2 separate regions of the Homo sapiens genome follow, and region 2 is linked to region 1. Evidence: chromatin loops called from intact Hi-C (ENCODE). Cell type or tissue: Caco-2. All regions are shown on one strand. Each heading gives the region's core, and the rest is flanking DNA. Links, peaks and the distances in the headings are about the cores only.

Region 1 (15,507 bases), core at 5,914-8,413:
GCTCTTTGTAAATTAAGAATATTAATTTTTTCACTATCATAGATGGTGAAAATATTTCCCTCCATACTTTGTCTTTTACCTTGTTTATGGTGGGGGAGTGGCTTATAGAAATGCAAGTTTTGAATTGTTTAATATCATATCTATTAATATTTGTCAAGATTGCAGCCTTTTGTGCCGTGCTTGATAAGTCTTCCCTAACACAAGGGCATCAAAAACATAAGTCTATGTTTTTTAATACCCCTATGAGTTCACTTTTTATGTTTACCATTTTGACAAACCAGGAATTTATCTTGTTGAAATAAATGAAGTAGCATCTGCCTTAGCTTTCCTTCCCAGATGGCAAGTAGTCTATCTTTCCCTCACTGATTTATAAAGTGCCTGCTTTTCCTGTGTTAAATTCTCATATATTTTGGATCTATTTCTGGATTCTCTAAGCTGTTGCATTGTTTTGCACATCCATTCTGCTAGTGCCACGCCATTTAGTTGCCAAAGTTTTATCACACTTTGTCATGAGGTGGAATTAGTATTCCTAATTACTTTTCTTTTTATAACATTGCCCTAGCCATTCTGAATTTCACATGGAAGGATATTTTGTCAAGTCCTCATACCTTCCCCCATTTTTGAAAGAAATCCATTGACTTTATTGATTAATTTTGGGGAAGTAACCTCTTTACCCTATTGAAGCTTTCTAACCAAGAATAAATTATAGCTCTTCACTGACTTCAGGTTTTCTCTGATGTCTATTAATAAAGTTTTATGGTTTTAAAAACACGGATTATGCTTTTTAGTGTTTTATGATTGTGATCCATTTGCAAATAGGATTATTTTCTCCCATTATTATATTTTCAAAGTAGTTAAGATACAAAAACTACTGATTTTTGTATATATTTGCATAATTGTCCACCTTAAACTGAAATCACCTTTGCAAAATTATGACAGTACTCTATCTTGCTTCTAGCCTCACAAGCTGGCTGGCTTTGCTCATTCCTGGATGTGAGCCAAACTAACTTCAGGAGAAATTTAGTTTATAGTGTAAATGACGATAGCCCTTCCCAAAAACTAAACTATCCTTGTAAAACTGATGAAAGACCACCAAGTTAGGAAGAGGAAAGGGGCCTGAATTTTACTAAAATGTAGGCATAGTTAAATAATTACCAGCTATTATTCCAGAGGTCACACGATTTGCAACTTCCCCAATTACTCCTGTAAATAATATCACTATTATAGAACCTAAAATTGGCCTTTGGAGGTATCTTTTCAGGCTTTCACATTTCTGACAACTGGATGGCTCTGGGACTCAGTCAGTTCTGTGGCCCTACCCACAGGCAGACTCAGTGCACGAGGACCATATTCCACACTTCTATGATTGTATCCCCAACCAATCAGTATCACCCATACCTTAGCCCCCTACCCACCAAACTATCTTTGAATCTTCCTGGCACAGTGGCTCACACCTGTAATTTCAGCACCTTAGGAGGCTGAGACAGGTGAGTCACTTGAGCCCAAGTGTTTAAGACCAGGAATCTTTGAAAAACCCCCTTTGAAAAATCCCTAACCTCTGAGGCTTCAGTGAGATTGATTTGAGTCTGTCTCCTGCATGGCATGGCCAGCCTCGCATCAGTTAAACTCTCTCTTTACTGTAATGCCATGGTCTCTGTGAACTGAATTTGCTTGTGCAATGGGCAGGAAGAACCCGTCAGGTAGTTACAAAAGTATTCTCATTATTTTTAATATTTTTTCAGTTGTTTTTTTTTTGGACTTTATAGGCATGTAACCATATTATCTGTAAATAATAGTTTCCTTTCCTTTATAATATTTATACCTCTTATGCTTCATTGCCTTGGATTGAATTCCAATATTATTCTAGAATAATATTAAATAATAGTGCTATGACCAAGAATAATTGTTTTGTTTAAAAGTTTAATAGGTACATGCCACCATGCCTGGCCATGTTTTGTATTTTTTGTAGAGATAGGGTCTTGCTATGTTGCCCAGGCTGGTCTTGAACTCCTGGGCTCAAGCGATCCACCTCTGACTCAGACTCCCAAGGTGCTGAGATTACAGGTATGAGCCACCATACTGGACAGATCAAAAGTTTTTATCCTTTGATGCTTCAATATCATGAAATACATTTAAAAGATTTATAGATTGATATTATTAAGCCATCCCTGAATTCTAGGAATGAGCCACCAGTTATTGTATATTATTATTTTACTATTAGGCTTGATACTATTTGCTAGTTTTCATGTAGCATTTTTCATCAACGTTCAAAGAAAAATTGGTCTAAATATATTACAATTATTATGGCTTAGTATTCTTTTTTCACTCCTCTCAGAAAGAGTTTAAATAACAGAATTATCTGTGTCTTAAAGGTTGGAAAGAATTCTTGTATGAAACCATCTAGTCGCGGTGCTTTCTTTAGGCATAGATTACTCAGCATACAAATGTTAATGGGAGTTGCATTTTCACTGTGGATTGTACCTTTCATTATTATAAAGCGGCCCTCATGGTCAGCCTGGTAACAAAGTAGAGATGATTTGGAGGAACTGAAGACAGGGAGAAATGTATTAATTATTGCCATAACCTTGACATGATAAAGAAGGCCCAAGATGGTAGCAGTGAGGATGGGAAAAATGAATCAGATGGAATGTTATAAAGATAGATTTCATCTTTCACTTCTCTGAGCAATCTAAGAAGTTACAGCCTCTTATGCAATTAGCTCCTCATTGCATATGCTTTCCTCTTGTTCTTGAATTGTCACCTGTTTATATCTCATATTATCAGCTAAATTGTTAGCCCTCAGAAGAAGAAAGAATGTCTTAAAATTTTTTTTGTATCCTTTGAAGAGCCAGCCCACTCCTAGACACATACTAGTTTAATTCCTTACATGACTGATTGGTTCATTTATTCATTACAATAGGATATTGTTACAAAGGTGCTGCCTAGGATTAAGGAAATTAGTAGTATTATGTGTTTTCTGTATTAAAGTCATGAAATGGACAGAAAGACAGAACTAACTATATAAGAGGTATGAGCAAAGCCCCAGTATAAGATAGGCTCTGTGTCCCAGTTTTTACTGGAGTATGACCTTTTTTTTTTTTTTTTTTGAGACAGAGTCTCACTCTGTCACCCAGACTAGAGTGCAGTGGCACAATGTCGGCTCACTGCAACCTCCGCCTCCCAGTTCAATTCTCCTGCCTCAGCCTCAGCCTCCTGAGTAGCTGGGACTACAGGTATGTGCCACCATGCCCAGCTAATTTTTTGTATTTTTTTTTAGTAGAGACAGTGTTTCACTGCATTAGCCAGGATGGTCTCAATCTCCTGACCTTGTGATCTGCCTGCCTCGGCCTCCCAGAGTGCTGGGATTAAAGGTGTGAGCCACTGCGCCCGGCCTGGACTACGACTTTTCATAGAGGACACTGCAGATATGAGAACATCCACAGCACTTAGTTGTGGGTGGCAAAGTCCACAGTTTACAAAAATTCAACTACTGTTAGAATAACCACACATTCTAAATCAAATTTCCCATCAATGAGGCTTCAACAACCTAGTTGTGATGCTGGCAATTCTTGTGCCCACCTGATGCCTTGTACTTCCTGGTTCCAGGGGGCTAAGCCTCAATGGACTGGCCTGGAAGGGCAATGGCAGGAGACTCACCAGGTTGTCCAGCATCCTCATGAGGGCCTCAAACTCATGCTCCCCCAGCCGACTCTTCTGCATAGGCCCAAAGGTGCTCCCGGCCCACTGCACGGAGCCCACCTCATGGGGCCGGTGCTTCTCCTGCTCCAGGAGGATGAGGTTCTCCACTCCCCCGGCACTGGACAGAGCCGACACCTGTAGCAAAGAGCAGAGAGCCCTCAGCCCATGTGCACATGGGTACCCTGCACTTATCTATGCTCCTGTATGTGATGAGAGAATGGGGAGTCCAGAGGAGAACTTAGAGGCCAAACTGAGAAAGAGCCACCCATACTTGATGGGCATGCCCCCATTTCCAAGAAAAGAGCTATTAGTTTATTTTCTGATGCCAGTTCTTAGAGATTATAAAGAAGGAAACAGCAAGCATTAAACCTTAAGAATCAAAACAGAGGACTGAAAGTTACCTGGGATACAGACTAACCTAGAATTGTGATTGTATCTGGGGAGGGAGGGAAGATGAGACAGGAAAGGACTTCAAAGCGGACTTCAGTTCTTGTTTGTAATATTTTGTTCTTCAAGATTTGAAGCCAGAGGTTATGAATATGTTTGATCTGATTGGTAGGTATGGGTGTCTATTATGTTAGTCTCTGCACTTTTCTGTATGTTTGAAATATCTCCTATTTTTTTTTATTTTTATTTTGAGACAGTGTCTCTGTTGCCCAGGCTGGAGGGCAGTGGCACAATCTCGGATCACTGCAGCCTTAACCTCCCAGGCTTCAGCTATCCTCCCACCTCAGCCTCCTGAGTAGCTGGGACTACAGATGTGCACTACCACATTCAGCAAATTTTTGTATTTTTTGTAGAGATGGGAGTCCTGCCATGTTGGCCAGGCTGGTCTCGAACCCCTGGGCTCAAGCAATCTACCTGCCTTGGCCTCCCAATGTGCTGGGATTACAGGCATGAACCACCATTGCTGACCTCTCCTATATTTTTTTAAAAGTCACTTGAAAGAAATAGGCTGGCTCCCAAGCCAATGAAATTTATTTGTAACCTCATGGGATGAATTCACAGGTCCAAAGGAAAAATACATTCTCCACAATGGGGTTAGTCAGTCAAGGAAGCCCAGAGAAAGGAGACAGATAAAATGCTTGTAGTGTACAGCCAAGCACTGTGCAGGGGTGAGAGTTCCCACACATGGACTTAGAGTGTCTGTCTCATTGTCAAGGCTCCATGGGGAGGGCAATGCAGGTGGTTGTAGGCAATGGACTCTGAGTATTAGGACAAGAGGTGTGTGTATATAGCAGGCAATTTTGGAATGATCCTAAAAAACACTCATTAATCTAACAAATCCCCTTTTTTTTAAATTCTGTGCTTATCTAATGGTACATTCTATTTACCCTCATGTATCTACCACTCAGATATAATTGGTTAGGGTTTGGCTTCCTGGATGACAAATCTAGCTACATAAAGAGACAATGGCTTATGAATAGTCCAGGTGGTGAGCCAGGTGTTCTGCACTGCACATTATTATATTAGCATTCCAATAAGATATGATATCCCATGTTAGCCTGCTTGTTATGGGAAACTGCTTTAATTATGCAAACTTTCAGTATTTTTGTGACAGTTATTTTTTACTGGAAATGAAAAAATCCAATTTAACCTGCTGACAAATGCAGGTCTATGAACCCAAGAGGATCAGGGACAGACCTTAGAGTATGTTAAATTCATCATTTAACAAATGCCCCTGTGATACTTCTCTGAGGTCAGCCAGGCAGCCCTCCCAGGTGACCCCCGTCACCCTATGAAGAGAAGGAAGCAAGAATATTATCTACGCCCTTCTCGTCCAAGCCATGTGTCTAGCAGAAGATAAACAGACTTCTCCCACTGCCCCTCACAGTCCTGGTGAGGCAGCGCTTCTCCAGGTAGTGTTTAAGGGCACAGACCTGGGCACCAGGCTGCCCAGGTTTGAATCCTGGCTCTGCCACTTACCAACTGTGTGACTTTTAGTAGCTATTTACCATCTGTGTACCTCAGTTTCCTCTAAAATGAAAATAGCAGAACCTACCTTGTGAGAAGTCTTTAAGGTAATAGATCTAAAGCACTTAGTGTATCACCTGGTACATATGGGGTGAAGTATAATGTTCTAATGAATGAATTTTGAGAAGCGCTATTCCCTGGGGACCCATACTTAATGGAGAAGAAGAGAGGGAGAGACTGCCCACAACCTTGCAAGAGCTGCCTCCTCCCACCTCCCTCTTCCTCCCCCAGTTTCCATGGTGATGGGTAGCAGATGGAGAAGAACTGCTTGAGCTTCTTCCCATCTGCCTGTCGGCAGAGCAGGGAGCTGCCTCTCTCAGCAGGGGATGACCCAGTTTCCTGGAACCCCAAATTGATGGGGATCAGAGAGAACACCATCCCCAGGAGAAATAAATAGGCTCTCAGCCTTGAACTACTAACATGACCACAGCCACGTTCGCTTGTTTGCCAAGGTCACCAAGGAAGAAAACTTGGCCCACAATGGAAACAGAGCTTCAGTGCTGGCCGCTTCACCCAAAAATGACCTGGCTAGGGCTGCGCTCCCAGCGGCACCTGCAGTCACTGTTACCTAGGCTCTTTCATGCCCTGATCCACCCACACCTCCTCTAGGCTTTCCTGCTTTTTTCTTCCACATCTTCCAGCTCTATTCCCGTCTCTAGAAGCCTCTCTGCTCTACCAGCTGGGGGAAAAAAAGGTCACTGGAGCTTGCCCGGGGTTATCTGTCTGCATTGCCTGAGGTCCTGTAACAAGGTCTCAGCAAACCAATCCTGAAACGAAAGTGATAGCAGCTGAGGGAAGGGGGCTGTCAGGTACAGAAGCCCACAGCTCTGCCCTTGAAACTGCCCAGAAACTGTTTCTGGGGTTCTGGATCCTGGGAGAGGCATACTTCACCATGTGGGGTGGTGCGACACATGGGCATCCCTCTCCCTTCATTTTTAGGGCTGAGCTGTCTTTGCAGAGATGATGTTTTTACAGGAGATATTTTCTTATTGAAGAATCTTCTCCAGAAGGAAGATAGGGAGCTCTTAAGAGTTCAGATGTGGGAAAGGGAGAGTAGCTTCCCGGTATCCCAGAGGCTCCACCAGATTCTTCCACCAGTCAGTGGTCAGAGCTTAGGGCCAGAATCTTTGGTTGGGCAGCAGCCGGAGGCGCTACATCACATCAGAAAGGCACCAGCTGGGTCTGTGTCCACCTGCCCCTGTTCTGACCACTGCCTCTAATACTTCATCATTATCTTCACAGCTATCCTCACCACATATCCTTTTAAAACGATTGAAAAGGTCCCACTGCAGAGCCTCCACCAGCGACACTTCCAGGCAGATCTCAATCTCCCCAGAGTGCCTCCAAGAGAAAGACCTCTTCCTCTGGGTGCTGCTCTGCCTAGGCCAGCCAGGAGAGGGCGGACGGGACACCAAGGGGCTGGGCAAAGAGCTGACTCATCCAGGAGCAACGGGCCTCCATATGTCAGTTGAGTCCTAAAAATAGCATCAGCAACACCCCTCTTTGTGTCCTCACAGTGACCCGCTGGGCCCCACGTCTACAGTTGAGGAGACAGAGGCTCAAGCAGGGCAAGTCCTCTACCCAAGGGCACACAGCCCAGAGTGGGGAGGATGGAGCCTGGTCAGCCTGGTCTGGTTAATAAGGTCTTTTCAGGGTTGTGCAAGGCCCCCTACCTGCCCCTGACCAACTTGCCACATTGAAAAGTGTGTGCTTGGCTTATCCAACACCACCTTGTTGTCTATACAACTACAGGTTTGTCTGTTTTCCTACTGCTTCTCCAACTCCTCTAGGGGGTTCCCTGATCACTGACACTACTGTCTTCTCCATCCCTTCCCGGTTAGGGATTTCATGATGGCTTCCTGGATATCACTTGGGGTTGCTCTGGCTGTTAAGGCTGCCACGTCAACACTCTGATTGGTCTGCTTTCCGCTTCTTTTTCTGGACGTGACCATGTCCCTGGCCTTTGCAAACCAACCCCCTCCCCTCAAAACAAACAAACAAACAAACAAACAAACAAACAAACAAACACCTACCTGTGTGTCTGTTGGGCATAGGTGCAACAGGTATACCCCACGTAACATATGAGCATGGTAAAAAATTTCTTTGCCTTATTACAATTTCTCCCACTGTCCAGTTGATGAGCCCAGGCAGCTCCCCAGACTGGGCACTGACCCCTAAGAAGTGGGTATTTATTGCTTGTTAGACAATGTTGATGCATTTTTCAAAGCCACAGAACTAATCCTAAGTGTGAAACTTTAGAAGGATAAGATGGTGCCAAGGCAGAGAAATAGGGCAAGGCTTTTAGATGGCTGGGATCAAAAGACTCCCTGAATCACAGCCAACAGGGTCACCACGTTTGCCCACAGGCCCCTGTCAGAGCCCACTCCTGGGCCCACTTTCCAGGAGAATTTGCTCACCTGTATCTCACATGCAGCCTGCAGGTGGAAGATCTTGTAAAATGCCTCCTCTACCGTGTCACCCAGAGCAACCACTCCATGGTTTCTTAGCACCAGGATCTGTAGAGAAATAAATAGTCAATTAAAACCTTAAGTCCTCTAAACTTTAGTTAAGAGGGAGAGGTTTTCCATTTTATTTAGATCAACTTCCACAACCAATCCCAGGGCCCCTTCTCCCAACTCCTTATGTTCTCTAATCAAATACCCCAAAGCTACCCCACATGGGATTTTAACTCAAAGCATCTACCCTAAGAAATTGAAAAGACATTTTAAAACTGGGACTAAATAGCTTGATCAATTTCTTTAGGCAACGCCTGGGTTTTTATGCATTTTAAAAATTGAAATTGAAAAGGCATTTTAAAACTGAGACTAAATAGCTTGGTCAATTTCTTTAGGCAATGCCTGGGTTTTTAGGCCTTGGAAAGCTTAGAAGCTTGAAAAACTGCTGTGTATATTAAAGTGAATGAAGTTGTTTGCTATCCAATACAGAGTTCCCACCTCAATAGCAATCTCTTGCTCCTGTGACTTAGTTGACGTGGGAGTCAAAACCCAGGGGGCGGCTCTCTGAGAGGTGGCCCTACAGAAACAGGTGAGTCACGTCACCTCTTTGGGTCTTAGGTTTCTGCACCATAAACTCAACAAGGCCCTGTCAGCTCTGAGATCTCACAGCTCTAGAAAGAGGCCACAGTGACCTTCTCATCTAACTCATCGGTTTTATAGAAAAGAAAATAAAAGCCTGAAAAGACTAAAAGTCTCAGCCGTGGTGGGTCACGCCTGTAATCCCAGCACTTTGGGAGGCTAAGGTGGGCAGATCACTTGAGGTCAGGAGTTCGAGACCAGCCTGGCCAACATGGTGAAACCCCGTCTCTACTAAAAATACAAAAATTAAAAAATTAGCTGGGTGTGATGGGGCCTGCCTGTAGTCCCAGCTACTCGGGAGGGTGAGGTGGGAGGATCACTTGAACCTGGGGGCTGCAGTGAGCTGAGATCGCACCATTGTACCCCAGTCGGTGACAGAGCAAGACTCCGTCTCAAAAAAAAACCAAAAACGGAAAGTCTCTCAGCTAATTAGGGGAAGCATCTGAACTAGAAGCCAGGGGTTCTCACTATTAGTGCAATGTTTTAGACTCAGTCAGGGAAAGCTGAGTAAAAGTGGGGGAACCCAAACTGAATTTGTACCAAGAGCACAACTCCCCAAAGTTCAACTGCATCTTCCCTCTGAAACTTTTCTTCGTTGGTTTTACTCTCAAGAACTCTCTGGAACCAGATGACACCAGCCTGGGAGCTGGGACACAGATCCATGTGTCAGATCTGTCTCCAGGCAGAGCCTGGGCTGAAGCCTGATGGCTCTAAACATCACATCCTCTCCTGTTGAAAACAGCTGGTATTTTTTCCTCTCAAGTGCCAGAGAAACAGAAAGAGACGATGGCTGTGGCCCACAAAAAGTACTACAAACAATGAATACCCCATCTCTCAAATTCTTGTAGCACTTCGTAGATGTGAATATTTCATCCCTCTCCCCACACTCTAAATAATGTTCTGGAGGATGTCAGGAGAGAGAGGTGGGATACCTCACTGTGTTAGAGATGAGAAGACAGGGACTCATGGGAAATGATTCAGGCAGTGCATTCCTTGCCAGGACAGCGGCAAAGCATCCATCAACCAAGACTAGCCTCCGTGGCTGTGCCATACTGAGCTAACCATCCCCAAATATGTGCTGTTATAAAACAGGGCTCAAGAGTTCAGTCAAGCAACAACAAGATTCCATTTTTCTCTTGCAAGCTAGTGGAAAAATAAAGGCGACAACACTCAAGTTTGGGGAGACTGCAGGGAAGTGGCACTCTCATATCCTAGACATGGGGTGGAAGAGTGAACAAACCGTGTGGGGCAATTTGGCGGCATGAAGTGAGAGTTCTAGCCCGTGCAGCCCTAGGAACTTATCCTAAGAAACTCATCTCAAGTTCACACAAAGATTTAGCTGACAGGATTTTCATCAATGTGTTGTTTTTATTAAGAAAAAACTCAGGAAGAAAAAAAAAATTTTTTTTTTTTGAGACAGGGTCTAACTCTGTTGCCCAGGCTGGAGTATAGCAATGTGATCACAGCTCACTGCAGCCTTCACCTTCTGGAGTCAATCGATCCTCCCACCTCAGCCTCCTGAGTAGCTGGGACCACAGGTGCATACCACCAAGCTTCACTAATTTTTGTATTTTTTGTAGAGACAGGGTTTGGCCATGTTGCCCAGGCTGGTCTTGAACTCCTGGGCTCAAGTGCTCCACCCACCTTGGCCTCCCAAAGTGTTGGGATTACGGGCATGAGCCCTGCACCCAGCTGAAAAATACCTTTTAATGTTCAACCACAGAAGAGTATTCAGGTAAATTATAGCACAACTATTCCCATAATGAAGTCTGTGAATAGTTGTGCTATAATTTAATTAAATTTAATAATTAAAAATGGTGATAGAGAAAATATTTAATAACATACAAAGGTAATTACTATATATTGCTGAGGGAAAACAACTTATTTTATGATCCTAGTTTTGCAAATATAAATTTCAATATATTTGGGGTACACAGCAAAATCTCAGGGTAGTGGGATAGAGATCTTTCTTTTTTTTCCCCCCTCTCTCCCTCCCTTATTGTCCAATGAACATATGTCACTTTTGTGATGTTGGCTTTTGACAATGCCACTCTAGATTATTGTCCCAGAAGAGCTAAGCTAACCTTGCAGGTGGGTCCAAGGCACTTCTGCAGGTTGATCCGATCGGCTTCCTGCTCCATTTCCCCATTGAAGTCATAATAGGCCATGTCCCCCACCAGCAGGGCATTGTGGGAGACAGGCAGGAGGCCCCACTTCATGGCCGACACCTTAGAGAGACAATGGCATGGTTAGCACCTGCAGCCCTCCCTGCCCTTTCCTCAGAGCAGCACAGTCCAGCTCTACTCTGGGGGCCAGTGAGGGGTGAGGGGTGAGGAGTGAGGGGTGAGGTTGGGGAGCAGGCACAAGAAAGGCCTGGGCTCCTCTACCACCTGGCTTGGGCGTTGTGTCACGCTGCTTGCTCTAGTGTCTTTCCATCACTGTTTTCACAGCAGCCATGTCAACATATCACCTTTTAGAACTGCTAGAAAGAATGCACTCCAGAGACCTATTGCTGCCCCTCCCACTCCCCCCACCTCACACACAGCTTTGCTCTTGTCATACAACTCTGGGAAGAGGCAGGCTGTGGTGGAGTTTGTACGAGGCTAGGGTAAGCAGAGTCCAGATCTCTTGGGGTAGGCTGGAGACCCTCAGCTTTGGTTTCAGTGCAGACTAGGTCACAATTTTTAACAAACAGAGAGGCCCATTGAAAAGTCCCATTTTAAAATGAATGAAATTATTTGCTGCCCAGTATAAAGGTCCCACTTCAAAAGCAATCTCTTGCCCCTGGAACTAGGACAATACAAGTGCTGGGGACCAGGGTTGAAACACATTCCCCCACCACTTATTAAAAGTAAGCTGCTCATGGTGGACAGAGTGTGCAATAATTTATTTATTTTTTTTTTTAGCAAGGAGCATGGAGAGGTTTAGAAGAACCCTTGCCCTCCTTCATTCATTCTGCCCTGACTCAGCCCTGAGCTCTGCAAAGATGCATGCTCAGCACAAATACATCTTCACATCTTAGTCCAAATTCTGGAAAGTCTGAATGCTCACAACCAGTGTGTTTTGCTGAGAAAACGGGCTGATGACAAGTCAGCCTACTCTGTCCCTGTACATGTGTGGCCTGGGGGTCAGCAGGATAGGGTAGGGTTCGGGGGGAGTACCCAGAACTGGTTGTCTGCCTGCCGTCTTTCCAAGTGACATCGCAGTGTCTTAGGTACACATGGAGAAATGATCAGAGGGGGACAACCTGCTCATTGAGTCTCTTCTTTGTATTCTTTCCCAGTTTTGCTTGCTCCGTCCCCTACTCTCAGCCTACCCTGAGCTATGGGAAAACGGGCACAGTCCAGGTTCCCACTAACTGGTTGTCCTCTGTCAAGATATCTCCTTGCCAGAGCCTGGCTTCGTGGGGGCAGGCCCCACGCCTTGGTCCAACAGGACTGACCTGAGTAGAAACTTAGCAGGTACTGCTTGTGTATGCAGTATGTGGGGGATGCGATGGAACAGACATTCCATGTCTTCACGTTATGCTATGACTTCAGTAGTCAGAAAGATGGAGAGGCTGGGCGTTTCCACGTTGGGAGTTCTCTCGCTTCACCTTGGCCTGAGTTCTAGATCTTTCCAGACTGTTTTAAGTGACGAGATTGCTACAACCTCGGCAGCCTTACGTCTTTCCTTGGGTGGCTGAGAAGGAGTCCACTCACCGCTGCTGTGGCCGGTGTGTGCAGGTGGATGATGCAGCGCACGTCGGGCCTCGCTGCATAGATGGCCGAGTGCAGACAGAAGCCTGTGGTGTCCACTGGGAAGCAGCTGCTGCCCTTCTCCACCACCTCTCCCAGAATGTTCACCTTGATCTGCGCCAGGGAAGAAGAGAGACTTATGGCAACAGGGTGGCCGAGGCCCCGCACTCCTCTCCCAGCTGGTGGGCCCAGCATGTGCCGCCCACCTGTCTTCACACATTCCAGACACCATGAGCAATGACGGACTTGGTGTTGGAAGAAAACAAACCAGTTCCTGCCCTCAGTGAGTGCACAGTCTAACGGGACACAGACGATTATAATTCAGCAGGAGAAATGCGAGAGCAGAGTTTCTCAGACTTTGTTCACGTGAATCACCTGAAGCCCAGTCAAATGCAGGTTCTGATTCAGAGGCTGAGGGGGCCCTGAGAGCCTGCATTTCTAACAAGTTCTCAAGTGATCCACAGACCACACATGGGGTAGCAAAGTGCTAGAAAAGAGTCATGCACAGAATTCTCTAGACAGAGACAGGGGGAGTCTTTCATCCCATCAGAAAAGGAGCATCTGAGAGGCCTTCCAGGGGGAGTAATGTCTACACTGAGCCCTTTCTCAACGAGGCTCAAAGAGGCTGCGGCTGCTTTACCAGTGACAGCTCTAGCCTCACTCCGTGCCCCTACTCCCCTGCCTCCTGGATAAAAAGTAGTAAAATATTCAATCACAGAATGTCCTGTGTCCTGAAAGCCCACAATCCAAGGTAAACAGAACTCTCTCTCAAATCACTCAGCACAAATCCAAATCCTGAAGCCAGCCCCTCCCAGTACGCTCTCACTGAACACCTCCCCGATTTCCCGGAGTGCAATCTCCCGGCAGCTGGAAGTTAACCTAACTTCACTGACTGCAGTTGTTCCCTGGACATTAACAAGCCAGATGATAGTCTCTAAAACTCATGACAACTTTAGCCCTTAAAACTGAGACACCCGTGACATCCTGAATGTGGCACACAGGGCAGTTCCTCAACTTGCCCATCACCCCCACCCCAGAAAGTCCAGGCAGACAAGATGGGTATCAAAGCAGGGAGACAGACTCTAATGTGGGCGGAGGGATGTGCTGCTGGCGTTTGCTTACACAGAAGCATCAGGAAGATGTTCAACAAATCTCCACTTACAATATCCTATTTTAAGTGAATTTCACAGACTTCAAAGCAGCGTGACCCCTAAAAGCTGCAGCAACTCTCCCGCCTCAGGTACTTTAAACCCAAGTGTGGAGTGCTGCCCTCTGGTTTCCCTCAGCCCAGCTCCCCCACTTCCTCAGACATGTGGCCTGTTTAGAATTCCCTCTCTCAGATGATCTCTCTCTGATCTTACATATTTTATATCTCATTGTTGGATGTGTGATCTGTTGTCATTCAAGAACCTCCACAGCCTAATACAGCAGCCACCCTCCCATACGGTGCCTTTGTACAAATGAGAAAGCAGGTACCCCCTCTTGAGGACAGCCCAGGGACATAGGGCTTGGTGTGTGGGTATTGCCTTTGTGCAAATTCAAAACAGAAGCCCAATGCTAGGACACTTAGTGAGTGGAGCACAGGTTGGATTTCACCCTCTCTTCTCTTCCTCATTAGCCAGGCTCCCTTGTGCAGTGCACAAACTGCACAACCACACACAGCAGCCCTATGTCTACACACAATTCATAAACATCTCATGCCCATGACTCAAACCTGTATCTCTAGCCTGCATCTCTTCTGAACCTAGAATAACCAAATGCCAACTGACATCTCTTGAAAGTCCCACCAGCTTCTCAAACTCAATCCCATATTCCCAATCCAACTGATCAGCAGGCCTACTAAGCATAGAGGCCCGGAATTTCCTTCCCAGCTTGCTGTAATAACCCCACCTAGGTGTCGGTTGGCCTCTACACAGCTTTCAGAGTGATCTTTCTACAACAGAAATCTGCTTGCATTACTCCCCTGCTCGCATTTCAGTGGCTCTGAGTGTCCAGCAGAATAAAGCCAAAGCACCATAACAGGATCTTCCATGCCATTTATCACCTGGACCCGATCCCCTTCCCAAGGTCACCTCCAGATACTGAATACTTGAGCCAGACTTGGCCTGTCTTCCCAAATGCATGCACAGGGCTCTGGTATGCATCTGGGTTTGATGCATGCTGCACTCCTGCTAAGGACACAGTCACCTCTGCCAAACCTCTCCTTGCCACCATGATCTAAGTCTGCTTACCCCGCTGGTTCATATCCCACTGACTCCACTCCTGCACCATGGTTTCAGCTAGACGCCTCCTCCCTCATTCCCTCTTTCTCCTACAGCTCCTGGCGGGGTAGGGTGCCCCTTTCCAGGCTCCCCAAGCTTCCTTCACCTCTACTGGAACACTCGGTAACCCTGAGCTTTCATAGCTGATTACCTCGCCTCTCTCCTCCAACCAGACCATGAACACCTTACGGACAGAGCCTGTGTCATCCTTTTCTCTGTGGTCCCAACTCTGACTTGGCCATCATCTCCTTGGGTAGCCTTGTGCAAGCTGCTTACCCTCCCTGGGCACCAGTTTCCTTTCTTACCTCTCAAGTGGCCTTGGCCATGGTAGAAGTCCTGCCCTGCCTAGATATTCTATGACTTGCTGAGCCTGGACTTTTGAGTGAGTAGCCGCGCTCTACACCTGAGCATGTCTCAAGCCTGGCAGAAGCCCCCAAGGTAGTGTCCTCCTCTCCGAGGTACATGGCATAGCAGCCACAGCCCATGTATCTGAGAAGGATTGGGCCTTTTCTGCTTCTAAGACAGTCCTTTCTACTGCTTTCCTCCCCCCATCTGGAAATATTTCCTGAACTAAAGCAACTTTTGCAAGCCTCTACCTCATCTAAAAGGAGCAACACTGAAAAGGGACCCAGAAGCATCTCTAATGGTGCCAGTGCTGGACAAATCTCGTGCTGCTTTGGGTCTTATTCTAATGTATCCCCCTAACCAGAAAGGCCCCCCATTCCCAACCATTGTGGTCTA
Region 2 (15,507 bases), core at 12,205-14,704, 98 kb after region 1:
AGGATTGAGCCCCAGCTGCCCACAGCAGTAACCTACCTGCTCACTCACGCATCTTTTATGGGCTTTTCTTCCCTATATCACTTTCCCACTCCCTTACAGGTGCCTCCCGGGCTTGCTTCCCAACTTACACTCAAATCGTAATCTACATTTAGGGGAACCCACTTTAAGATGGGGCAAGGGAAGGAAGACAGTGCTTTCAAAGGAAGACCACTGATAAGTTGTAAGTCTAGATGTTCTGAAGATACCCAATAAATGAAAGTTCACCTCTATGGCTGATGCTGCTCTGGAAACAGAAGTGAATTGGGAGTCCAGGGCCTAGGGCTCCAATCTCAGTCCCAGGGAATGTGTGGACTTAGGAAAGACCCTGACCCCTTATTCTCCCTTACCCAGCTATAAAGTGAGGGTGACAGCACTTGCTCTCTGTTATGGGCTGAATCTCATCCCCCTCAAATTTATGTGTTGAAGTCCTAGCCCCCAGTGCTCCACAATGTGACTGTATTTGGAGCTAAATCCTTTAAAAAAGTAATTAAGGTAAAATGATGTCATATATGTGGGCCTTAATCCAGTATGACTGAGGTCCTTATAAGAAATTTGGACACAAACTGGCATAAAGGGATGACCATATGAGGACACAGCAAGAAGGTGGCCATCTACATACACTCCAAGAAGAAATCATACCTGCCCACACTTTGATCTCAGACTTTGAGCCTCTAGAATGGTAAGACCACACATTTCTGTGGTTTACCATTACCATCTGGGATGCTTTGTTATGGGAGCCCCAGAAAACTACTACATCCTCCACCTGGCCAAGGTTGTCATGTAGACAAAATGGGACGCCAAGTGAAAGCACTTATGGTCTTATTACCTATTGAGACAGCCAGACAGTGTAACCCCAGCCACACCAGGAAATAACCAGAGTGGTTCCAGAGACAAGAGAGCCCCAGACTCCAGTTCCCACCCTCATGTTAGGTCCAGACCTGGAGAGCTGTGGATAGAGCTCTTCATGTTGAGCCCTGATAACATGTAAGTCCCTCTGGGGGAGGCCTTCCTGTACCCGATGTTAAGTGCACTAGTTCCTCCTACCAGCCCACAAGAATTTTCTTTTATGATCACTGCTTGCCCAGCAGGATTTATTATTCTGCAGTTCTTATTCCTAGAAGGTGCTAAAGCTTTCAGAGTCTGTCTTGAAACTTGGAGCTGATGCCTCAGATAGACCCAGGGATTTGTTCCTGGTACCATGACTCTCTTACTACCCAATGCCCCTCAGGCAGCTAGACCCAGCAGATGGCTCTCATTCTGATTCTGAGGAATTCCGCTTAGGGTGTGTACAACTCACATCAGTAAGGGCTTCCTCATCCTTACCCCGAGACCCAGTTCCATTACAATGCCACATTCAAAAGAAATAATCCCACTGCCAATGCCTTGAAAAGTTCTGCAAGTCATTGAATAGACGGAAAGGAGAGGGAGCAGGGGAAATTCTCTCTCGTCCTCTTTGTTCAATGTAGTCCCACACCAGTGGAAGTTATCCCAGGAATTCCTAACCCTTCTCCTACCTTCCAGAGCTTTTCTTCTGTAGGTAGCTCTCTTTCCTCTCTAATAAAGATGGTGATATGGTTTGGCTGTGTCCCCACCCAAATCTCATCCTGAATTGTAGCTCCCATAATTCCCACTTGTGGGAGAGACCCAGTGGGAGATAACTGAATCATGGGAGTGGTTTCTCCAATACTGTTCTCATGGTAGTGAATAAGTCCCATGAGATCTGATGGTTTTGTAAGGGGTTTCCCCTTTTGCTCGGTTCTCATTCTTTCTTTCCTGCCACCATGTAAAACGTCCCTTTGCTCTTCCTCCATCTTCCACCAGGACTGTGAGGCCTCCCAGGCCATGTGGAACTGTGAGTCCATTAAACCTCTTTTCCTTTATAAATTACCCAGTCTTGGGTATGTCTTTATTAGCAGCATGAGAACAAACTAATACAGCTAGTCTCAACTTCTGTTCTCCTTCCTTCTCTTCATTTACACCATTCCCCCTGATGAAGACAAGGGACCCAAAGCCCAGTAGACAAGCAAACAAAGCTACTCTTTAAGGTGGGGGAAGGAAAAAGGCTATGATCAAACATCCCAGTTATCTATGAGGGTATTTCTGGATGAGATTAACATTTGACTCAGCAGACCAAGTAAGGCAGATTGTCCTCCTAGTGTGGGTGGCTTCTGGACTCCAACTTAAACCATTGGCTCTCCTGGTTTTCAGACCTATGAACTCAAGCTGCAACCATCCTATTGGCTCTCCTGAATCTCCAACTTGCTCACTGCAGATCTTGGTACTTCTCAGCTTCCATAAAGGCATTAGCCAATTTCTTGCAATAAATACATAATCTTCTGTTGGTTCTTTTTCTCTTGAGACCACCAATACAGATTTTGGTACCAAGAGTGGGATGTTGCTGTAAGAAATACCTAACAATCTAGAAGTGGCTTTGGAACTGGGTAATTGATAGAAAATGGAAGAGTTTTAAGATTTATGCTAGAAAAAGCCTAGATTGCCATAAAGGGACTGTTGGTAGAAATATGGATGTTAAAGATATTTCTGGTAAGCATTCAGAAAGAAAAGAGGAGAGCTGGAGAGAAGCATTCATCTTCTCAGAGAATAATCAGAAACAGAATGTTGGTAGAAATAAGGCTGAAGCATGAGAATTGCCTGAACCTGGGAGGCGGAGGTTACAGTGCACTGAGATTGTGCCATTGCACTCCAGCCTGGGTGACAGAGTGAAGCTCCATCTCCAAAAAAAAAAAAAAAAAAAAGTGATCCTGCTATAAAGTGGCAAACAATCTGGCTGAATAGCATTCTAGTGCTTTTGGGAAGGTAGAACTTGCAAGTGATAAAATTAAATATTTAGCAGAAGCGATTTCTAAACAAAGTATTAAAGGTGCAGTTTGGGTCCTCCTTACTGCTTATAGTAAAATTCGGGAAACATGAGATAAACTGAAGAAATCAAAAGCAAAAAGGAATCAGAGGCTGGGTGTGGTGGATCACGTCTGCAATCCTAGCACTTTGAGAGGTTGAGGTGGGTGGATCACTTGAGGCCAGAAGTTCAAGACCAGCCTGGCGGACATGATGAGACCCTATCTGTACTAAAAACACAAAAATTAGCTGGGCATGGTGGTGCATACCTGTAATTCCAGCTACTCAAGAGGCCGAGGCATTAGAATCGCTTGAACCCAGGAGGTGGAGGTTGCAGAGAGCCAAGACTGTGCCACTGCACTCCAACCTGGGTGATAGAGACTCTGTCTTAAAAAGAAAAAAAAAAAAAAAGGAACCAGAACTTGGGGACTTGGAAAATTTCTTAACCTATCCATATTGCAAAAATTAAGAAAGCTTACTCTGAAGAGATCACTAAGGGTGTGGCTGAGCAACCATTTGATAACAGATCATGAGTGTGACTCATATACTTAATTAGCCATCTCAGCTGAAGCCAGGAATACCGACGGGATTATACCAGAAAGACCCTGATAGCTGGAAAGAAAGGGGACAGAGAAAATGGGAAAGAATGAAGGTAAGCTGTCAGCCTTCTCAGATTCTATAGGACTAGACCATATCACTATTTGGCTACAAACATGCACTATTTAAGCAAAGGAAAGAAATGACCCCAAAGGCAACTCAGAGATCAGGGTGGCCACTCAGTGTGTGTGTGTATGTTTTGGAGGAGGGGGCACAGGCAGGAGAAGAGCTGAGTTCCTCCTCAGTTTCCGAGGGAAGGTCACCCTGCCAAGCCACAAGGATGACACTGCATCAAAGCAAAGAGGATTTATTCTTGAGGCTTAAGATATAATGGAATTTGCCTCAATAGGTTTTGGACTTGCTTGGGACCCATTAACACTTTGTTTCCTATTTTTCCTTTTTGGAATAGGAATGTCAATCCTACACCTGTCTCACCATTGTGCTTGGGACGCACATAACTTGTCTGGTTTCAGAGGTTCACAGCTGGAGAAAGATAGGAATCATAGCTCAAGTCTCACCCATACCTGATTTAGAAGATATTTAAATGAGACTTTGTACTTTAAAGTGAGAATGAGTTTAGATTCTGGGGGCTGCTGGGGTGGAATGCATATATTTTGCATGTGATAAAATGAATTTGGGGGAAGGGCTAGGGACAGAATGCTATGAACAGCATATGTTCACCCAAAATTCATATATTGAGAGCCTAACCCCCAATAAGGCTGTATTTGGAGACAGGGTCTCTAGGAGATATTAAGATTACATGAAGTCATCAGGATGGAGCCCTAATCCAATAGGATTGGTGCCCTTATAAGAAGAAGGGAAACCAAAGCTAGCTATCTCTCTGCCATATGAGGACACAGTGACAAGGCAGTCATCTGCAAGCCAGGAAGAAAGCCCTCATCAGAAACTGAACAATGCCAGACCATAATCTTGGACTTTCCAGCCTCTAGAACTATAAGAAATAAATCTCCGTTGTTAAGCCACCCAGTCTATGGTATTTGTTAAGGCAGGCTAAGCTAATTATACTTTCTGTACCTTGGTTTTCCCATCTGTGAAATGGGGATACTTATGCCATTATCTTACGCTTGTTGTAAGAACAAGTTAACACATGGAAAGCATAGAGAACAGAATCCAGCATATAATAAGTACTATGTCTTTGTGAGCAATGGTTATAAAGACGAAGTCTTTGTGCTCAAGGTGTTTGGCTGTCTACCTTGCACAAAAGGTGCCATTTGGCCTTAGCTGGGTATCTAGAAACCCTTGAAAACTCTCACTCCCCTTGGCCAATGTTTACAACTCTTTTAGCTTAAGTCTTCATTTCTATTAAGGTTAATTTCTATTGGAAGGGTAACAGTCACTTATTTCTCAAAGCAATGAAAAAAAGATGTAGGTCCCCAGAGGATGACAGTGAGTTGGAAGCAAAGGATGAAGCCCCTGAAGCCTATTTCTTCAAAGCATGAAGTTAAGGAGAAGGCAGAGTGGAGTAAACTTGAGAGAGGCAAGGCTATTTAAAAGGGTAATTGTTAAACTCGGAATTACTACAAAACTTCTTTTTTAAAAAAGAGACTCCCACGGGGCACAGTGGCTCATTCCTGTAATCCCAGCACTTTGGGAGGCTGAGGTGGTTGAATCACCTGAGGTCGGGAGTTCGAGACCAGCCTGACCAACGTGGAGAAGCCCTGTCTCTACTAAAAATACAAAAATTAGCTGGGCGTGGTGGCGCATGCCTGTAATCCCAGCTACTCAGGAGGCTGAGGCAGGAGAATCACTTGAACCCAGGAGGCGGAGGTTGCAGTGAGCCGAGATCACACCGTGCCACTCCAGCCTGGGTGATAAGAGTGAAACTCTATCTCAAAAAAAAAAAAAAAAGAGAGACTCCAAAACTTTCAAGACTGCATTTATTTGTCTCTAGAAGGTAACCCTGGGCCTTTTCATTTTTCATACTTGTGGAAGTCTGAAACAGAGAAAACATTCCATTATAAATAGTTAAAAATAAGAACCGTTTACAAAAGAAATAAAGAAATATGCAAAAAATTAATTTTATTAGTAATCAAAGATGTTTAAATTTAAAGATACTACTTTTTTACCCATTAAGATTCCTTCTTTTAATAGAGCTCATTGCTAAGAATGTGATGGAATTAGCACTCTTATTATACAGCCAGTGGTGTTATAAATTGGCACTATGCATCAGGTTATAGAATGACCTACCTGTGACTCAGCAGTTCTACTTCTGGGAATCTATCCTGCAAAAACAATACAAAATACAGAAAGGGCTAAACACATCGGTTATTTGTCACGTTTAAGAGAACAAAAAACTGAGAACATAGTGGCCAACAGTAAAAAAATTGTCCCACCTAATGGGTCACATAAACATGCCAGTGATAGAAAAATCAAGAACAGGCACACAATGTTATGTACCTGATGATAATTTTTTATTTTAGTTGCAAAGGAAAAGAAATGGGAAGGATTTTAGTGTATTTCCATCAGTGGTTTTACTAACGTGGCAAGATCATTTTGTCTCTGCTCAATTTTCTGAAACTCTCAACTTGAAGAAAAAATAAACCCATGACTGAAAAATAAAGCCGCTCAAGTCATGGTCAGGCATTTTGGATACTGAAACCTATTATGTACATCACTGTGGATGGTAAAGCACCGCAATCAAATGCTTTAACTTAGCCTTAAACATTTATCTATTTTCTAGTCCACCCTCCTTTACATTTCAAAGTTGAGTTTTGTTAGAACGAAAGTGGTTAAAAAGGACTTAACACTATCACCCACATCCCCCCCAACCCCAACACTTCACTGACTTGCAGGTATTGGGCAAGTTACTTCTGTTCCTTAGTTTCCTCACATGTAAAATGGATATAATTGTTTGTATAGCACAGGGTGGTTGTGAAAATTAAATAGGTTAATATGTATACACTGCCAGGAGCAGTCTCTGACACAAAATATGTATGAGTAGCTTTTTTTTTCTAATCTTGATCGAGTCTTTCCACTATACAAGTGATCAACATTTCTTTCTTTTTATAGTTCAGACCTAGCTTTGGAAGCTTTATTTTTAAAATAAATTTTAATTTTTTTCATATTTAGAATTTTTTATACTTGAGACAAATTCATATAAATTTACCTGAAGGATTAAAGGATGACAATATTCTGCCTATAGTCTACTGCATTTTAGAACATTTATTTTAGTTTGTTTTTAAGAATTAGCTGGAAAATTTCAGAAACGTAATATTTAAGTATGAGAATAGAAAAACTTGCCAAAGTTTATAAATGTTGTCTTTATTGTCACAGCTCATTAAAAATTGGCTGTTGGTCTCATCTAAGCCAAAGAGTTTAAGGTCCAAGAAGAGGGTAGTCTGGAGAATAGAAACCCAGTTTGCTGCTTAATATCTTTAAGAAGGCAGGCACACTCCAATTGTTGGCAGTGTGGCTGCAGAATTTGACGTATTATCCAATGTACATTCCTCCACCCACTGAGCCAGGCTTGGTGAGGGAGATGGGGTAAACAGAAATCCTTGCTCACTCAGCTTTAGAGTTCAGTCCCTGTTCCTATGATAATCTGAAAAGCAAGGCTCTTTCCAAAATCCCAGAGAACCACAAGCATAGGCACCATCACAGCACCAGCCCCTAAATCCCCAAAGTATAGAGAGCACAGTAAAATCCCAGGGCTATAAATGCAGTCGCCGGAGCAGCTTTTCCTCTGAGCCACTGTGCCTTTAGACCAGGGCAGAAAATCCCAACACCTTACCAGGTGAAATATGCTACTCTGGTGCAGGAAGGAGTGGGGAGGACTGGGACAAACCAGAAGGCACCCACCCCATTAAATGGGAAACAACTTTGGAAAATGCTGGGCTGACTAATCTCATCAGAATATGCCCCATGGGCTATTGGTGAACCCCAGGGCAGATGACTGTGCTTCTCAAGCAAAGCGAGACCCATCACTTACTGTGGTAGAAGTTTTACCATCGTATAGAGCCACTACCTGGGGGAATGTGAGGTGGAAGACAGAAGAAAGAGGCTTCAGGTCTTTCCCAAGGTGCTAATGAATTCATCCCAACTAGCCAAACCGTCTCATTTCAGAGCTTAAAATGCTATAGGAAGAAATGTCCCCAGTGAGTAATTTCACAGATTACCGCAACTTGGAACAGGGGTGGTAGGAGTCTACCATCCACACAGGATTCTTTCTCTCAGAAACTCTTTCAAGGAACATTCCCATGACATGCCAGAGTTTGGAAATATATACTGGCAGCATACCAAGGCCCCTGTAACAGATACTATGTCTCTCCATATGTCCCTTTCCAAAGGCCCTCAAGCCCCAGCACTCTTGGCATCTCACTCCAAAATTGAGGGTGGTCTTTGTCTAGAGACATGGTCTCTACAGTGTCACTGGCAACTCTGAACAAAATTTAGAGCCATGCATAATATGAAATGCCAGAACCATAACCACGAGTGGCAAATAGAAGGAATATACAATGGCAAGACAGCGAACAGCCTGCCATCTAGCAATGCCAACCCCAATATGGCAAAAACCTACACTTTGAAGCTCTAATTTTAAACAGGCCTCTCCTGGACCTTGAAATTAATTTTTCTCCCTACCAACACCACATGCTGTGGCTTCTCATGGCTCACGGCCCTCTCTGTCTGCACGAATACTTGCCAATTCATTCCCCGAGTGAACTTCTGGGGCTCTGGCCCCAGACGTTAATCTCCATCCCTGTCATCAGCAGATTCTCATGCACTTCATTTGGGACTTTGCCTCCCAGGAATGTTGTTGATCTTGCACAGCCTGCTCTGACCCCATCTCCAAATCCCCCAAAACGCCCATCCCTGCCACTACCAGGATTTCATTCCCTGGGTCCTCATCAAGGGTAGGGAAAAGGGTGCCACTCCTGCAAACTGAAGCTGGAGAGGGCCTGCCTCCCAAATCTTAAGCTCCTCTGGATATGAGCATTTCTGTCCAATGAGTCACATTATCTGTCACTAGGTCTCTAGTCTGGACAGGATCCTGAAACCTTATGGAGTCACCGCTTCAGGAAAGCTGGGCTGAATCTTTACGAGGATCCTTTTGTCAAATAAAGGTCAGCCTGAGCATCACTTCCTTGGACCCTTTTTATCTTGAGCCCACCCTGGTTCCTGATTGTAAAATGCAAGCTTTTTATACAGTTAATAAAGGTGATATTGAATAATCGCTCAACTCACATATAATTAAAGATCTCAGAGATAAATGTTAACAAAGAGAAAACTAGCCAGAAAGACGGCTGCACAGTAGGTACTTCAAAGAAAATGCGAGTTCTTCTCCCTCCTAAACAATTCAGTACTAATGTCATCAGTTGGGTCACAGTTAGGTAGTGAGAAGCCACAGTGACCCAAGTGAAGTGGTATCAGAGCCCAAGCAGGGTGAGATGGCACCCACATACAGAGGCAGCCCAGCGCAGGATATCAGAGATCCAGCAGATGAGGGGCATATTCACATGGGGGGTGTGGTCCAGTGCAAACATGGTACAGCCCAATCAGGATGAGAACGGCAGCCCCATGAAAGGAGTGGAGGCCTGGCCTGGGGACTCAGAGCCCAAGCTGGGTAAGAAGTCCATGGAAAGGGGCAGTTCAGCATGGAGTAGAGAAACCTGAGCTGAGTAGGCCAGGCACTTGTGTGTGCAGGTGATTTAGCGAGAGCAGGGAGAGGAGGAATCCACATATGAGGGGACCGGCGTGGAACGTCAGAGCCAAGAAGGAGGTTTTTGCGGAGGTACAGCTTGCCATGAGTGTTAAAGTTCAAGTGGGTGAGGAGAACAGCCATGTGGTGAGGGGATGGCAACAGAGATGGGAGATGGGTTATACACAGGGGCATCCTCAGATAAGTGGCTGATTCCAGGGCTGGGATAGAAAAGTACAAGATGAGCTTGGAACACCTTCTGCCAAAAAGGAAATGATCAAATAATCGTGATGACATATCAAACAGAAAGGCTGCCAGCTTAAGGAGCTTTCGCTGGCCACAGTGGGGACAATTGGAGCAATAAAATAATAAAAAATGATAGTATATAATAATCCACTGAATTAAACAGAAAACCATGAGCTCATACTAATATAAAAATGTCTGTATAAAAACAACCAAAATGTTCTAAAATATTTACGTGAACAGTTAAACTGTGGTACATCCACACCACAGATGACTACTCAGCAAAAAGCAGAGGAACAGACCATTTATACAATGTGGATGATCTCAAGGGCATCATCTGAGTGGAAAAAGACCATCTGTAAAAGTCACATAATGTATGGTCCCATTTTTATAGCATTCTCAAGATAAATTATAGAGGTGGAGAACAGATTAGTGATGTCCAGGAGTTTGGAAGAATGGAGGGTTGGGAGCAGAGTGTAGGTGTGACCATAAAGGGGCAGCGTGAAGATCTTTGTGGTGATGGAACAGTTCTGCATCTGGATTGCAATGGTGATTCCATGAATCTACACGTGTGATAAAACAACATACAACTATGCATACGTGGTACCAATGTCAGTTTCCCAGTTTTGATATTATACTATAGTTATGGAAGATGCAACCATTGCGGAAAACTGGGCTACGGATGCACAGCACTTTTCTGTACTATTTTTGCAACTTCCTGTGAATCTATAATTACTTCCAAATTACAGATTTGATAAATAAATATAGAATGTTTGATGAGTAATGAGATCTTTACATAGTTTCAAAGCACCTCCTCACAAAATACATATTAATTACAAAAGAAAAAGATTAAAGTGAAAGGCTTGGCAGTCACCACCTTAAGCAAGTGATCAAAGTGAATATCCTTAGAAATAGAATAAATCAAAATCTGCCCCATGTAATAGGATGCAATGAGTAGAAAACAGCATCACTTTTGTTATTCCTGCCGACGATGCATATCTGAATCTAATCGAAAGGAAACAGACAAATGCTGATCAAGACACGCTCTATAAAACAACTGGCCTGTAATCTCCAAACGTGTCATGGTTATAAGTCACAGAAGCACCAAGAAACTCTCCTTCCAGACTGAAGGAGCCATGGCAACTAAATGTAATTCATGATTCTCAGCTGGGTCTTTTTGCTAGAAGAGACATTATTGAGACTACTGGTGAAACTTGAATGGGACCTGAGGATTGTATGGCGGTAACGCCGCAACATTAATCCCCAGACTTAGTGGTTGCATTGTGGCTATGCAGGGGAATGTCCTGTTTGTAAGAAATGTACACTGAAGCCTTAGGGGTGATGGGACATCAGGTTGACCCTCAAATGTGCCAGGAAAAAAGTTCTTTGTACTGCACCTGCAACCTTTCTATAAGTTGACTATTGTTTCAGACTAATTTTTTTAATTTTAAAAATTAATGGCTGGGCATGGTGGCTCATGCCTGTAATCCCAGCATTCTGGGAGGCTGAGGTGGGCAGATCACGAAGTCAGGAATTTGAGTCCAGCCTGGCCAACATGGTGAAACCCCATCTCTACTAAAAATACAAAAATTAGCTGGGTGTGGTGGTGTGAGCCAGCTACTCGGGAGGCTGAGGCAGGAGAGTTACTTGAACCCGGGAGGCGGAGGTTGCAGTGAGTCGAGATGGTGCCACTGCACTCCAGCCTGGCAACAGAGCGAGACTCTGTCTCAAAAAAAAAAAAAAAAAAATGATTTGAATGTGAAAGGATGAAAAATCCTTGACAAAACTGATGAAATACTAGAATGCTTCTGCAAAAAAATGGCACTCTTTACAATCAGGCCTCAGAAGTCATACTTGACAGAAGTGACATGCACTGTCTATAAAAATCTCAAACGTCGAGTCTTCCTTGGTTCATTCTACAAATTAGCACTCTTCCAATTAACAACAAACTTGGTTGGCTAAAAAGACTAAATATTAAGTGTTTTACTCCCTTTTTTGAAGGAAATTCCAGTCAGAACATCTCTGGCTTTTACTAGGAAACGTTAGTCCCCACTCTAAATTAGTGTACTATACGTGGCCTATGCCCAGGTTCAATTATCCTTGGAAAACAAGGACCTCCCATCAAATGTACTTGCTACTAGTACTGCCAAGCACAGGCCTGCTCTGCTACTGCAGAGGCTCCTGTCCCAGCCCAGGTCCAACAGGACTGGCAGGAAGGTGTAGCCAGGTGGCTCACCATGACAGTGACATGATGACACCTACCTGACAAGGATCAATGAGGATTAAGTGCAAGTAAGATTTTCACCTTGATACTAGCATTTGCAGAAGCATTACTCTTCTTAGATAGTCAGGCTCAAGGTCTAGCTCAGGTCATTTTTTTTTTTTTTTTGAGATGGTGTCTCACTCTGTCACCCAGGCTGGAATGCAGTGGCATAATCTCAGCTCACTGCAACCTCCCCTCCCAGGTTCAAGCGATTCTCCTGCCTCAGCCTCTTGAGTGAGTAACTGGGACTACAGGTGCCCGCCACCACGCCTGATTTTTAGTAGCAATGGCGTTTCACCATGTTGGCCAGGCTGGTCTCGAACTCCTGACCTCAGGTGATCCGCCCACCTCGGCCTCCCAAAGTGCTGGGATGACAATTGTGAGCCACTGCGCCTGGCCCCACTCTTTTGTTGTTGTTGCTTTTAGTCATTCCATGTCAGCTCATGTAGTAGCAACAGGAATTCTGTCTCCTATGGGTTGACTGGCCAGCGAAATCTTATATCTCAAGTGGTCAGAATATGAAAATCTACACTGAGCATATGCACAAATGAATCCTAGAACACAATTAATCTAATCAGAAATGGAAGCCAAGGCCGCCCACCACCTCTCTCCCCACCCCTGCCCTGCCCCCACCAGCCAGCAGGAAGCCTGTAGGACCTCAAATCAGAGCACAACATTGGTGAGAGCCAAGTGAGAAAACTCAAAACACTGGCTACAGAGCTAGAATACCTGTGGCTCATTATTGCTCACTAATCAATGTTGATTGCTCATGAGTCAAGAGAAGTTGGTATCTATCCAAGTGACGTGACAGGTATTATGCCAGATACTTTGCTGACATGATATCATTTGGAGTTAGTTATCTTATATACAAGGTAGGTACAATTATTATACCCATTGCTCAGATGGAGAAACTGAGGATTAGAGGCATTTAGTAGCTCATGCAAGATTATACAGCTAGCAAGTGGTAAAACCAGGGTTTAAACCTCAGTAGTCTGTTCCCAGAGCCTACTCTCAACTGCTCGCCTCAACTGCCTCCCTCCAACCACCATCTGTGACTCCACAGCCCCCACTGTCCCTTATATCATACCATGCAACATGTTTGTTACAGCATGCTTACTTCACATTCCTATACACCTTTCTTATTTCAATAGTAATTGTGTTGCAGAGTAGGATAGAGCAGGGGCCTCATTTATGAATACCAGTTCACAGCAAGGGCAAAAAGTCCACTTCTGGACTTGGAGAAGCATGCTGCCACTTCCAGCTGTCTCTTTAGTTGACAAAGTAATAACAGACAATAAACTCCTTTGTTATTTCATTTAAAATGTTGTCTTACAACCAGCACCACCCCCCACCACAAAAAAAAAAAAAAAGTATCACCAAACATGCATCTTTATGTATGGCAAGCTACTTACTTCTTTTTCTGGAGACCATAGAGTCCAGAAAACCTTTTGATGGGTTAAATAGGATCATTTAAAAGATAAACTTAGGTCTGTATTGGGTGGTTCTGGGGTTAAATAGGATCATTTAAAAGATAAACTTAGGTCTGTATTGGGTGGTTCTGGGGTTAAATAGTTTCATTTAAAAGATAAGCTTAGGTCTGTATTGGGTGGTTCTGGAGGAGTTTCCCCTTCCCTGGAGCCGCTTACCAGTTAATTTAGAAACAAAATAATCTCCCAAACTAGTAAACCCCACTGCCCCACCCAAAGGCTTTCATTAAATTATCTTGTTTTAATCATGTTTTAGCATGGAAAAATGACTCATATCTCAAAGTATACATTTTAAGGTTCTGATATCTGTATGGGTATTTAAGAAGGAATATTTTACCAGACTTCTGGTTGGGGAGATAATTTCAGTCGTAGACATCACACTGTGGCGACAAGCGTGTGCTGGCTCACCACTGCCACCATCTGCCCAAGGCCCTTCCTCTTCATTCTTCAAGCCGAAAGCACAGCTGATATGTTGGGTGATGTTTCTTGACAGCTGTCTTGCCGAGGATGTATGTGATTCAGAACTGTTGTTACTATAGCTCTGCTCATCTGGGTCTTGTTTCTGGAAACCATATTTAGTTGTCAAACAGTATAATATGACAGAAAGATTTTGATGACTTAAACTAATATATTTCAAAGTTTTAACTGATGAGGTTTCATTTAAATGATAAGGGCAATGCTTAAGTCATTATGGAGAGAAAAGCATTGTTCAATTGACCGTATTTTGTTCTCCTATCATCTTAAAATGTTATGCAATAGGTAACTGCATTAAAAATATTATGGCATGGAACAGATGGTATGTTTTACAATGAACAAAGCACTTCTGTTACACAATTGACATGCAAGAGAAAACTAAGGTAGCCACCTACACATGTCCAAACACTGTGACCATACCAAAACCCAACCATCCAGTTTGACCAACAGGACAATTCACTCCTGCCATCGCAGAATGTAGCTTCCTAGCAGTCACCTGGCTAGGACTAATGGAGAAGAAAAAAATATTCAAAGGTACTATCATACACCTGGAGATTTCTGCCCCAAATTTCTAGGATAATTGTTTCTTTTCTCTCTAGTATCTCTCCTTCTGTTCCTAAACATGATCAAATTTCTACATAGGAAAGACCTTCACTTGATCTAACAACTTTTCTGCCTTTTTTTTTTTTTTTGGCAGGGGGTGCAGGGAGTGGGGTGGGGGGTGGTTCTTCTTTCCACTCTCGGACTTCTAGGTTTTCTTTTTTTTGGGGGGGGACAGAGTCTCGCTCTGTTGCCAGGCTGGAGTGCAGTGGCGCCATCTCAGCTCACTGCAAGCTCCGCCTCCCAGGTTCACGCCATCCTCCTGCCTCAGCCTCCTGAGTAGCTGGGACTACCGGCGCCTGCCACCACGCCCGGCTAATTTTTTTGTATTTTTAGTAGAGATGGGGTTTCACCATGTTAGCCAGGATGGTCTCGATCTCCTGACCTCATGATCTGCCTGCCTCAGCCTCCCAAAGTGCTGGGATTATAGGCGTGAGCCACCGCGCCTGGCAGACTTCTAGGTTAAATGGACTTGAAGTTTGCCACTTTCCTCTGAATCTGCTTGGATTCCAGATATTTACCAATCATGCACCCTCAATCTCCTCCAAGTTGATGCCCAGCCCAATTCTCTTTCACCTTTCAAGTGCTAGACATGGTGCTTCCCCCAGTCCTGGCCTTCTTCAGCCTCTCTGTAACCTCTCACACTCCTCACCTTTAGTTTCCTAAGGTTCTCTCCTCCTCAACTTTATGACCCCATCTTGTTCCTCTACCTTCTTGCCACATTCTAATGATGATTCCTTCCTCCTACCAACAGAGTTGCTTAGGGCTCATTTCTAAGGCCTTTTCTCTCTTCCTATTTTGTTTCCCCAGATGACTGATTCATTTTCAGCCCATCAATGTTTGCCTTTCCCTGGAACAAGTCCATAAAACCAGTCCACACTTTACTTTGCCTAATGGACACTTCTGAGCTATCTCACTCTCATAATGGTGGTGACATTATGATACTTCACAGTTTACAGGGCCATTTGTGTCATTCCTGCTGAATGGTTGCAAAACCCCATGAGACTGGTATCACCAGACCATTGCTGAGCTCTTCAGTTGGCCTTAGGGAGGGTCTCTCCTAAGAGAGGTTCCTTGGGGAAAAGAAATGCCTCTTCCTTCCTGTGTCCTGTCTGATGTGCATTCTACTGTAGGGAAACAACCAAAGTGCTTTTAGGAAAGCCCCCTCCTATGTCCAGCTGTAGAAATCCTATCAAAGATTCAACAGTCAGGAGCTAGGTGCCCTGGATAGTGACCATAGGCAAGTATAGATGGTCAGGGACTCAACTCTAAAGCTCATGTAGCTCTGGGTT

The links. A loop is a pair of places that touch in the nucleus more often than their neighbours do. Peaks named below come from ENCODE experiments on the same cell type or tissue, not always from the same donor. Only the 100,000 strongest peaks of a DNase experiment are listed, where the experiment ranks them.
Region 2: a loop joins it to region 1, with 20 times the contacts of the local background. A loop is called at or near these places in 7 of 110 quality-filtered maps.

The regions. Positions count from the first base shown.
Region 1 is chr2:70,679,934-70,695,440 of GRCh38, forward strand. ADD2 (adducin 2) reads right to left here. Exons shown (of 16, transcript NM_001617.4): 7 at 12,470-12,619; 8 at 10,853-10,996; 9 at 8,091-8,189; 10 at 3,658-3,834. It overlaps LOC105374794 (a long non-coding RNA gene), which reads left to right. Exons shown (of 3, transcript XR_940230.3): 3 at 1-769. Among named protein-coding and RNA genes, the nearest start is that of ADD2, 81 kb to the right of the region's middle. In Caco-2, for the core only: no CTCF peak of the experiment used is centred there; a DNase peak (open chromatin) is centred at 7,079.
Region 2 is chr2:70,771,937-70,787,443 of GRCh38, forward strand. FIGLA (folliculogenesis specific bHLH transcription factor) reads right to left here. Exons shown (of 5, transcript NM_001004311.3): 3 at 13,479-13,703; 4 at 5,701-5,735; 5 at 5,374-5,446. The coding sequence ends at 5,431. Among named protein-coding and RNA genes, the nearest start is that of FIGLA, 11 kb to the right of the region's middle. In Caco-2, for the core only: a CTCF peak has its summit at 13,571 (motif pointing left); no DNase peak of the experiment used is centred there.